2 separate regions of the Homo sapiens genome follow, and region 2 is linked to region 1. The links are chromatin contacts, found by Hi-C or POLR2A ChIA-PET in ENCODE. All regions are on one chromosome and are shown on one strand. The core of a region is the stretch at or near the end of the contact, and the rest is flanking DNA. Distances in the headings are between cores, read along the strand shown. Region 1 has its middle 12 kb from the start of MUSK. Region 2 overlaps MUSK (muscle associated receptor tyrosine kinase).

The links. Hi-C counts contacts between places; a loop is a spot of excess contacts on that map. ChIA-PET counts read pairs that join two places held with the same protein, here RNA polymerase II (POLR2A). Pooled maps may share reads with other maps.
Region 2: a loop to region 1 is called in a map of gastrocnemius medialis, with 4 times the contacts of the local background. The contact joins two enhancer-like sites. A Hi-C loop is called at or near these places in 14 of 168 maps with a recorded cell type or tissue (IMR-90, PC-3, Panc1 and 8 more) and 9 of 50 pooled maps. POLR2A ChIA-PET finds 5 or more read pairs at or near these places in 2 of 52 experiments (AG04450 and MCF 10A).

The regions. Positions count from the first base shown.
Region 1 is chr9:110,653,538-110,659,069 of GRCh38, reverse strand. No RefSeq gene overlaps it. Among named protein-coding and RNA genes, the nearest start is that of MUSK, 12 kb to the left of the region's middle. Within about 2 kb of position 3,074, at least 5 of the 41 ENCODE cell types and tissues checked have a DNase peak (open chromatin) inside an H3K27ac peak, as active enhancers do; they include gastrocnemius medialis, where a contact is called at or near this core.
Region 2 is chr9:110,742,595-110,748,126 of GRCh38, reverse strand. MUSK (muscle associated receptor tyrosine kinase) reads right to left here. Exons shown (of 15, transcript NM_005592.4): 7 at 327-486. Among named protein-coding and RNA genes, the nearest start is that of MUSK, 77 kb to the right of the region's middle. Within about 2 kb of position 3,151, at least 6 of the 41 ENCODE cell types and tissues checked have a DNase peak (open chromatin) inside an H3K27ac peak, as active enhancers do; they include gastrocnemius medialis, where a contact is called at or near this core.

The DNA of each region.
Region 1 (5,532 bases), core at 1,825-4,324:
CATCCTCTCCAGCACCTGTTGTTTCCTGACTTTTTAATGATTGCCATTCTAACTGGTGTCAGATGGTATCTCATTGTGGTTTTGATTTGCATTTCTCTGATGGCCAGTGATGATGAGCATTTTTTCATTACCATGCTCTTTCTAGCCTCTGTGCCTTTTAATGTCTTCCCTTCCACGGGAATTTCCCCTTCCTTTTTATCTTTAGCTAATTACCTCTGTCTTTCAAGACTACACCTGGTTCTTACTTTTCCTGAGAGGTGCCTTTTGATGCCTCAGTCCAAGTGGGATTTCCTCTTCTTTGCTCTAATGGAGAGCTCCCACACCTTGCTCACTGCACCTAACTCACAACACACTCTACAAAAGAATCTTTACCTGTTCCTGCATCTCTCTCTTTGCAAGAATGTGAACTTAGTGAAGACTGATTTTTATGTCTTTTATCTGTGCATTTCCTATGCTTAGCAGAGTTCCTGATGTACTGCAGCACTAGTTTATGATGAAAGAGGGAATAAATGAAATCATATCCCTAGGAATTTTAGGCCTTGGAGATGAATTCTTCAAGAGGGGAATGAAATCATTACAAGTGATTTCCTTGCTCATTCTCTTAGGTCTTATTTTTTCTCTTCCTCTTAGAGCCATGCTAAGCCATAGAGAACTGTGTTCTAAGTGATACAGAATTGCATTTTACAACTCAGGGAAATGATTGTTTGGAGGTGCACTCAACACTGGAGCCAAAGGACTGAAATTGCATAGTGCTGGATACTTAAAGTCTATGCTTTTGGTAGGGCAAAATGGATCTATGCTATTTATTCAGCTCATTAGAGAAAATATGGCGGGCAGGAATTCTGGGCATATTCTGTGTACAGGAAAAGAGTGAATTTTATTTGGGCCTTCCCTGGCCTTTATCATTTGGTGTCTTGAAGGAGGTGGTAAGCAATTTCTTTCCTTGGTTCCTCTTATAATACAACTGGTAGCTGAGTGTCCTGAAAGCCTCCCTTCTGCATCCTCATCTCTTCTGCCTCCCTCAATTTTAGACTTCATCTAGAATTTCCAAAGGTATTATAGAAAGACACAGAGTAGCTTGAAAACTATCATCTGAGCCCTTACCAGGGTGACAAACTCATCCCCATTTCTCTCTGCCTGTCCTCTTCCTCCTTCTTTATTATAATAACTGGAGTGTTCCAGATCCTACTGTATATTACACAAAAATGCTAGATCTGTTTTTGGTACACTGTGGAAAAAATAGGAAAACAGTGAACTAGATCACCTCCAAAGGAAACATCCCATTGTATGAGTTTTATTTCTCCGTTTAGTCCCAGCCATTAGTACTGTTTATATGTTCTTACCATGGCTTAGAGTGCTATATTTCAATCCAGTTCAGCAGATCATTGCTAGGGCCATGCCAGACACTAGAATCCAAAAGAAACATTGACAACTGCATCCACCAGGCCATGTGGCTATGTGAGGAGAGAAGTGCTTGGCAAGGCTTGGAGCACTGCAGAAGGATGACAGGCAGTCCCCGTCAAGCTGCCCTAATGGTGGACTGGACTTGAGGACTCATGTCTAATGAATAGAATACAGAAGAAGTATTGATGTGTTGCTACTGAGATTAAGTTATAAAAAGACTGCTGCTTCCATCTGGGATGTTAGAAGGTTGGGATTAGTTGAGATGGAAAGAGGAATTAAAATGATGCCCAGATTTTTGGACTAAATAACAATCAGTGTGGTGTGATCTAACAGGCAGAAAATTGGAAAAGAAAAAGCTTAAAGAGGAAAAGTTTCTTAATCATGATTTTGAATTTAGACGTTAAGTTTGGAATACCTCTGTGATATCTGAATCAAAATGTCTAGTAAGCAGGTCAGGTTTACATCTGGACCTCAGAAAAGAAGTTTGGGCTTGAATATAAATTTGGGAGTTTACAGCAGGTTGATGTTTAACCATGGGGTAGCATGTGGTCATGAAATAGGTGGAGCAAAAATAAGGGCCCAGGATTTTACCTTAGTAATACCAACCCATAGAGGCTGTATTGAGGAAGAAGAGCAAGTTAGTAAAACAAAAGAGAGTAAGAAACTATCGCCAGAGAAGTTGGAGGAATCCAGGTGTGTGCATTCTTGTGAGAAGAAGGGGAAGGAAGTTCCCAAAGAGAGAGAGATCAAATTGGTTAAATGCTGCTGAGAGGGTGAGGGGGTCTAGATATGGGAAGTATCCATCTGATTTGGCCAGATAGTGACCTTAACAGCAGTAATTCGTATTGCAGACTTAAGGGTTGATATGAGCACAAAAAAAAAGGGTTATAGACAACATTTCACATGACAAGTCCTTAGGAGAGCTCTGCATCTATTAATTTCAGTTTGATTTAATTTCACTTACAGAATCCCTATTTCAGAAAATGAAAGCATAATGTATTCAAACTACTAACGCTATATTTAAAGTAGCTTTGCAAATTTCTTCCCAAAATTTCTATTCCTCTTTCTTGCCAGGTTATTGAAAGATAAGAAAATGAATACAATCAACTCTCCCTACTCCTTAACTAGCAACAATTACTAGTGGCACATGCAGTATGAAAATGGTTCTGTGTGTGATTGAATACAATAACGGAATCTTCTAGCATCATCTATAAATAGTGCAGTACAGTTGTAGTGACGATACTGGCTAAATAAAGGCTCAGAAATGTGTAATGCTAATGTCATGGCTACCTGGAAAATAATTTTCCCCTTTTGCAAAATATATCACCTCAGGAAAGAGAATCCTTCAGGGTAGTCCCCCAGAAGCTCAGCAGCACCAAATTATGCTAGGAAAACTATGCTGCACGACTGAATCAGTATGACGTGTCAATTTATTCATAGCCTATTTTTAAAACAATCACTTAGAGCTGATGCAAGATTAATAAATATGGTCTATGCATAACTCTGATGCTCTCAGGAGATTTAATTTAATAAAAATATACACCCAGAGATAAAACTTATTTTTATAACGTCCTGGTCATCACCAGGATTAGGAAAGCAAACCAGCTATGTTTCTGGCCCTTTCTCAAAGCCTGGGTGTGTGGCTTACGGACCAGACTAGAGGTTCCTCTAAGTTAGCCCAGGGCAGTGGCTGGATTGAACTGTGTTGACTAGGGAAAGTCCTGGTAATTTTGAGCTGTGATTTACACAGGCTTTTATGTGTTATTACAATATGTACCCAGGAAGAAATTTTCTGTGGTTTTCTGTCTTCATCAGTGAAGTAACTTTTAGATGTTTCTTTGGCAATAGCCTAATGAAACAGTTGTTGGTTGTATCTTTCCAGATTAGGAAATACTTGGGGACTGCAATAAACTGATATGATTTTTAGGCACTATTTGTTCCCTCACATTTTCTTTTTAAAAAATATTTTTCTGATTACAGTTGTTTATTGTAAAATAATAAGAAGAAAAGAACCATAAAAGGTTAAGAACAACAAAAACAAAAACAACGATCATTTCTCAGTAGTGCCAAGACTTAGGAAACAAATATTATTACCATGTTTGTGCATTTATTTCTCATCTTCTTTCATATTACATATATACATAGAAAATGTGTTAAATGGGATTTTATGTACATTGCACATTTTTATACATTTTACTATAATTGGTTATTATACATTTTCTTCCAATATATAGGTATACTCTAATCTGTGTAATCACCTACTTTAGTTACTTCCAATTTCTAATCATTAGGAAGAAAATGTCAACATCTCATCCATTCTTTTCATATGCAATCCTCAAACTATGGCATTCAGGTGAAAATAGAAATGGAGTTACTGAATCAAAGTCTGTGAATATTTATGAGTTTCTTGATCTGTGTTTCCAAATTTCCTTTCAGATATTTTCAACAATGTACATTATATCATGACATTGTTATTTTTGAACTATGATAAATTGACAGGAAAAAAATTATCTTGTGTTATTTTGTGTTAGTGTCAGATTTAACCTTTTGTAGTATGCATATTCACCATTAATACTTCTTTTTCAAATTGTGTGATTTTGTTCTTAGTCATTTTTCACCTAGAATAGCTTTTTCTTATTTAATTTATAAAATCACTATATATTAAGAACTTTTAGTATTACATACACTGCCTACCTTTTCCTCATTTGTTCCATTTGCTTTTTATGATTGAAAGAAGGAAGATTTTAACTTTTATGAAGCCTAATTTACCAGAGATTTTCTGTATGCCCTCTCGCTAGCCTCTGCTTATATGTTCATAAAAGGTCTCTGGATCTCAAGAAAAGATAATCACCTATATCTTCTTCTAGACCATCTAAAAGTTTGTTATATCTACATTAATTGTTTCAATTGATTTTTTAGCATATGATGAAAGTTTGAAACATGACATCATTTTTTAAAAGTATCAATTGTTCCAATACCATGTATTGAGTAATATTTTATAATGTTCATCCCCATTGATGGGATATTCAAATCCCACCTTTTTAGTACATTCTATTTTTCAAGAAAATAAGGTGGGGCAAGGAAAGGCAAACAGGAATTACCTTGAGTGACAACTAAGATGATTGCACAGGGCACTGTGTTAAAACATATTCTGGAACAACTTTAGGATCAAAATGGAGTGCTGTGATTAATTACTGATGTCTCTCATGAGCACATAAGTGGGAGTGGAATAATAAATATGCTTTATACATATACATTGTGTTTCATTAATGTCTATTCTTGACCTGCTATCATATATTGTAGGTATGTGTACCTAATAATATAGTCATTATAAAATATAAAGAAAAGTTTATAAAATTACTATGAGAAAATGGCAAATCTATAACCATTGTGGAAGATTTTTAACACATCTCTCTATAATTGATAATTCAAGTATACAAATTATAGTTTTTATAAGTCCTTTTTGTTTGATAAGGAGAAAGTGAATAACAGATGAGTAATTGTACAAGATATTTGAGTTTGATTCAATTCTGAGGACAGTGCACTAGTTTAATCTGTGGGATATTCATGTGGACACAGGATATAACCTTGTCTTAGGGACTGAAAACAGCAGAGCCCCTATGTGAGAAAATAAAAGGATGGAGATTCCAACAAGTGAGAAGGTGAACAAATTAAGGCTCAAATATAGAAAGCCACTTCCTAAAGTCCCGATTTAGGATTAAGTATTATAATGTCCTCAAAGGAAAGAAAAGAAGATGTTTTGAAATGAATATTTTAATTCCAGGTAAAAGATGCTCAATTGTGAATGAAAATAAGCTCTTTGAGTAGCAGCTACAGCTAATGACCAGAGGGTGCACTACAGGTATATACAGGATAAGAAAATTTGAAAAGGGTGGTTGCCCTTACTTTGGTCATTTTAGCAATGCATTTTCATATATTATTGTTGTCAGTATTTTGTCATTGAAAATAACAGACGTAATACATAAAAAATAATTGATAAAAGTTGTGATGATCAAAATACCAATTTATCAAAAAACAGAATCTTGTTTGTACCATGCTTTAGTGCAAATCCAAAATGTCATAAACCAGCCCTATTAGCCACTCAATAAATGTTGAATGAATGAGCCA
Region 2 (5,532 bases), core at 1,902-4,401, 89 kb before region 1:
GCGAGGGAGGGAAGGAGGGAGGGAGGAAAGAGAAATGGAGAAAAGGAAAAAAGATAAGAAAAACAAGAAGGAAGGAAGAAGTGAGTTCCTGGAAGCTGTTACCTACCACTTGGGTAGGTATTGAGGATTTAGTTTTCCAGGCAGCAAATCTGCCAAAATCCATATCTAGGTCACCTCCGGAGTATCCCCATGGGGGAGGAAATAGCCCAAATGCAACTGAAATAAGAGATAAAAGAAAAGGGAGATTTTCTCCAATGCTCGATATTGTAGAATAGTATCAACTCTCCCCTCTCCTGGAACAACGCAAATGTGAAGGGGCATCCTACCTGCTATGCTGATGGTGGCTGCAGCCTTGGCAGTACTGAACTTCTCCCCATGCTTATTGGTAGCTATGCATGTGTAGAGTCCTGGCTTGGTGATAAACAGCTGCAGTCTTGAGTCAATCACTCGGTCTTTCACACTCTCTTGAATGGACCCAGAAGAAACCTGACAGAGTAAAGGAAAATAAAAGAACTCAGTCAAGGATTTCCCACTATACTATGTCAGTAGATTTGAAGGGAAAAGCATTAAGATTATAATCAAGTGCATGTGGTACACTGCAAACATAGCCAAAAGATTTTCCCTCCCTGTGTCCATGCCCTTGCAATGTGACTTTGTAGCTCTTCCCTCAAGAAGTAGCATTTTCCTCCATAATTTGAATCTAGATTAGCCTTGTGATGTGTTTTGGAATGAATGAGCAGAAACTAACGTTCTTGCACATTGTGGCTTGCTTTCTTGTTTATGGAACCTGGGACTGCCTATAAACAAGCAAGAGCCAGCATGGTAGAAGATGAAACACACCTGGCCCGTTTATCCCCTCTGCCCCAGGTGGGAACCAACAACAACCATCCAAGGTACGCATAAGGCTATTCTGAACCAACTACCACCTTTTCAATCTGCCGATCACAGGAACTTGACCAGCCAAGATCAGGCAGTCCTGCCCAGCAGCAAAACCAAATCAGCAAAACCACCCAGTTGAACCACAGACTTGTGAGCACTAATAGTTATTGGTTTAAGTCACTAAGCTTTGGGCTGATTTGTGATACAACCATAGATAACCAATACAAGGCATGAATTATATACGGTGTGGATCCTCTGATATATGTCTTCAGTGTCCTACAGATGACAGTTAAGTATGAGAGGTTGCAGACTTAAGGACTTATTTTCATAACTCCTGTTCAGTTCCCCATAAATGCATGTCAGATAGGTGGATGGTTGTCAGGAAAAATGGTTGTGAAGCCAAGTCTGTCTCTGAGGCATGACATACATAATACATACATAATACCTCAAGGTCACCGAAAACATCCTTAGTAGGAAACAGAAGCAGTTTTTAAACTGCCTGACCTCTCTTCTCCTGGACTTCATCCAGGTGTTGAAATAGTTCAACACGTCAGGAAGTTCATGCAGGAGGTACTACTTAAACCAGAAAATCAAATGTCCTTAAAGAGCCAAGATATCAATGCAATATTGACACACAATTAACAGCTTAATTTATACAAATGCATATATATTAGTCAACATTACTCCAACTCTGTAGGAAAGATAGCTGCCCAGCACATTTTACAAGGTTGCATAGTTAGAATTTGCATCCTAGCGTGTCTGACACCAAAGCCTATGCTTTTAATCATTATGTTACAGTGCCTTCCCTAGTCCTAGAAGAGAGAACAAATGAGCAGTCATTAGAAAACAAGAGTAACAACTACCTTAACAAATCAACCAACCATGAACAAAATACATATCTGACAAATGTCATTGTTAAGGTGGTGGCATTTTTTTTAAATGGTGGTTCTTTTTTCACTGTTTTCTTGAGCACAATACCACCTTTTCAATAACTAATCTTTAATTAACGCTGCTTATATCAGGGAAACATGATGCCAATTGAGGGAAACTGGAGTGAAATGACAGTTAAGGAATCAGCTGGTGTTATGCTTTGACTTTATCTTAAAGGAGTGGAGGTACGTCCCATGTTGGCCTGAGCTTGGCTGCTTGGCTGAAAGAGATTCCTGTGTCCAGTATTAGGGAATGAGGCTGAGAATGAGACATTTTGGAGCCAATTATTTTATTGTGTTGCATGAGAAAGGATTTTCACAGTTTGACTAGCCAGGAAGAAGAAAGCTCTGAGGTAAGGCCAGCTTTCTTCCTAGCTGCCAGGTGGCTGGCTATCCCTGGCACCAAGCACTGTGTAGCAATCATGCAGTGAACGTTTGTCCAACTAGCTTTTTATTCTTTACCTTCAGTACTAGTCTCAATTCTTATGATAAAAACTGGCTTATGTGAGTATCAATTTACCTTCACTGGGAATCTTTCCAGGTCAGATCAAGTATTGTGGCATTTTCCCCAGATGAGCAACCTAGACTCTATAAGAAATTTACAAAGTGAAGAGAAAAATGTTTTTAAGAGACATGCACTCAGTTGGGAATTCAAACTAAACTCATCATTATCATATTTATCAGAAGTGCAATGTCTCATTGTATGAGTATCCCAGTTAGATCAAGGGGACTGAAAATATTTGGACTCCCTTGAATTTTAATACAAAGCAACAATAAGAAAAAAAGCTAAAGACCCCAAGCCTCTATGCTCAATCAACAGACTTTATGTTATTTTGTATTTTATATTTTGTTTATATATCTCTTTCCAGTTTAGATAAGCAAAAGCAGAACAGTTTGCAAAATCCTTTGGAAAGACAGTTCCCTCCTGCAAGAAGTAGGAATGTGCAATGCCTTAGAGACAACTTTGAAGCAAGGAATCTCCCCAAATGTTGCCCTAAGTCCCACTGTTTTCATGTTCACACCTAAGAAAGTCATTCTTAAACACCTCCTCAAGGTCACTGAAAACATCCTTAGTAGGAAAGAGAAGCAATTTTTAAACTGCCTGACGTCTCTTCTCCTGGACTTCATCCAGGTGTTGAAATAGTTCAGCAAAGAGACCAACACTTTAGGAGGTTCATGCTTGAGTACAAAGTGACTCCTGAATGCTTTTCCCCCTGCTTCCAGAGGCCTTGCTTGATTCAGTTTGTGACTCACGCACAGCAGGCCCCATTAGTCATAGTTTGAATTTGTTTTTCTTTCTTCATGGATGGTTCTGATCAACAGTTTAGTATTTTTGATGATCTGAAAATAAAAACAAATCCCTCTGCCCTCCATTTTGATATTTTTTCGCACCTCAGGTTTCAAAGATCAAAGGGGTGGGTCCAGATTAGTACTGTGAGCTTTTACCAAGGTATGCCTAAGCAAAACAGATTACTTAATTGAGGTGACTACGTCTGGTAGTTACAGGAAATGCATGATTTTCTCCAAGTCACTCAGGTATATGGACCTGAGGGAGCTGGAGACACAGCTCCCTGCTCTGGGTGTGATGTTCTGTCTTTCTAAGTTAGCTGTAACTATGTGAGGAGATGGACTTGTTAATTTGCTTGACTATAGTAATCATTTCACTGTATATGTTTATCTAAACATCATGTTTTGTACCTTAAATGTATACAATAAAGATCACAATAAAACTTTTTTTTCTAAAAAGAGGCAGTAGGATAGGAAGCTCTATTAAATAGGCATAATAATTCATGCCTGACATAATGTGTGTAAAAACTCTTTGAAGGTGATTGAGCAGTTATAGACCTGTGGAGTACTTCTTAATGTATCATTAATACATTACTAATGCGGTCTTGAGAGAATCCACCCCCAGCTATGGATAATCCGATAATTTTATGATTTGACCTTAGCTAGGGAAGACCTCTGAAAGGTATTCTGGCCTCAATGGCCCTGTCTTGCAGATAGTTCCAGCTGGCTGGAAATATCCTGTGGAACTGTTAGAATATGGCCCAGGGCCGGGTGCAGTGGCTCATGCCTGTAATCCCAGCGCTTTGGAAGACCAAGGCAGGCAGATCACGAGGTTAGGAGATCAAGACCATCCTGGCTCACATGGTGAAACCCTGTCTCTACTAAGAATACAAAAAGTTAGCTGGGCTTGATGGCACCCACCTGTAGTCCCAGCTACTCCAGAGGCTGAGGCAGGAGCATTGCTTGAACCCAGGAGGTGGAGGTTGCAGTGAGCTGAGATCGCGCCACTGCACTCCAGCCTCATGACAGAGCAAGACTCCATCTTGGGGAAAAAAATAAAAAAAAAAAAAAGGATGTTGCCCAGTAGGGTTCATGTTTATGCAGTTGTAATAATGTCTGTTTATGAATCATAGAAAAAGGGATAATAAACCAAGAGACATTTCCATAGTTTTTCTGATTAATGTAGCCACAAATATTAATTAGCCTCTTTCAAACTGGCTGCTGAATTATTCCACATAAGACTTGTTACATGTAATTATTTTGGTTTACACAGCTAGTAAGATAAAAGGACTTCACAGGTCATATATTTTAAAGCAAAACTACTGCCTCTTAAAAATATGTCTAAATATAGATATGCCTCCCTTTAAGAAAATTCTAAAAGACAACCTTCAACCTAGGTGATTTGGCTGTTTATTTTATAAAATTCTTCTAACAAGTTAAAATTATTCAACTTCTACAATATTTTAGAAATTATATTTATTGGACAAAGCAAGAGGGACATGAAATTTTTCTATATTTTTTAGTTGCATGCCAAAATAACAGAGATATTACTGGTATAACTATAAATAAATCTGGTTATAAAAATACAAATAATTTTCTTTTTAAAAAGTAAGCTCTGCTCTTTCCATGCCAAACTACTATTTCCAAGATTGTAAAACAAAAGGAATGTTACTATTCACTCTGAACTTCATCTGTGAATTCAGATTTCCACAAAAAATGCTTGGTATTTCCATAGGAGGAAAGCAAGATAGTTTCTAATCACTTTGGGACACGTTGCTGGACTTTCTCCTGCTCTTTGGCTCTAACTGTTAAGGGTTTTGGTTCACTGGCAGGTTCACAGCAGGGGAGAAAGGGAGCACTCACTTCTTTCAGAGTACCCATTGTACTGAGCAGCGTGCTATGGCATTAGTTTACTAACTCGTAGTGAGTGAAGAGCCACAGTTCAAACTCTGTTTCATTCTGTGCCAAATATCTCCCAGCTCTGCGTTCGTCTTTGTTCATTCCACCAAAAATGATATCAGGACTATAGGATTCTCTGTGTTCTCCTCCATGGGATTTCTGGTTTGCAACTTTTACAACATTAAATGCCTGACATTGCCTCCATGTCCTGTGATTTGCGTCAATGTGGACAGTCATCTTGATTTCCTTTCAGACTTGGGTAGAATTACCAAGAACTAAACTTGGCTCTAAGAGCAGCACACACTCTCTGACCGTAAGAACTGCGGATGTACTTTTGCTTTCTTCCTGGATGAAAGTCACTTTGTTTGTTTTATTCCTGTTTTAGAATCTGAGGTGATAAATCTATTTTGCCTTTCACTTTTTGTGAGTCACATGTTGAATGAATAAGTTGGGGTCTCAATAAGGCCTCAACTATCTTAAACTATCCTACTCTTGTTATTCCTAAACTTCGACAGAGAATAATCATTTATCTTCCATT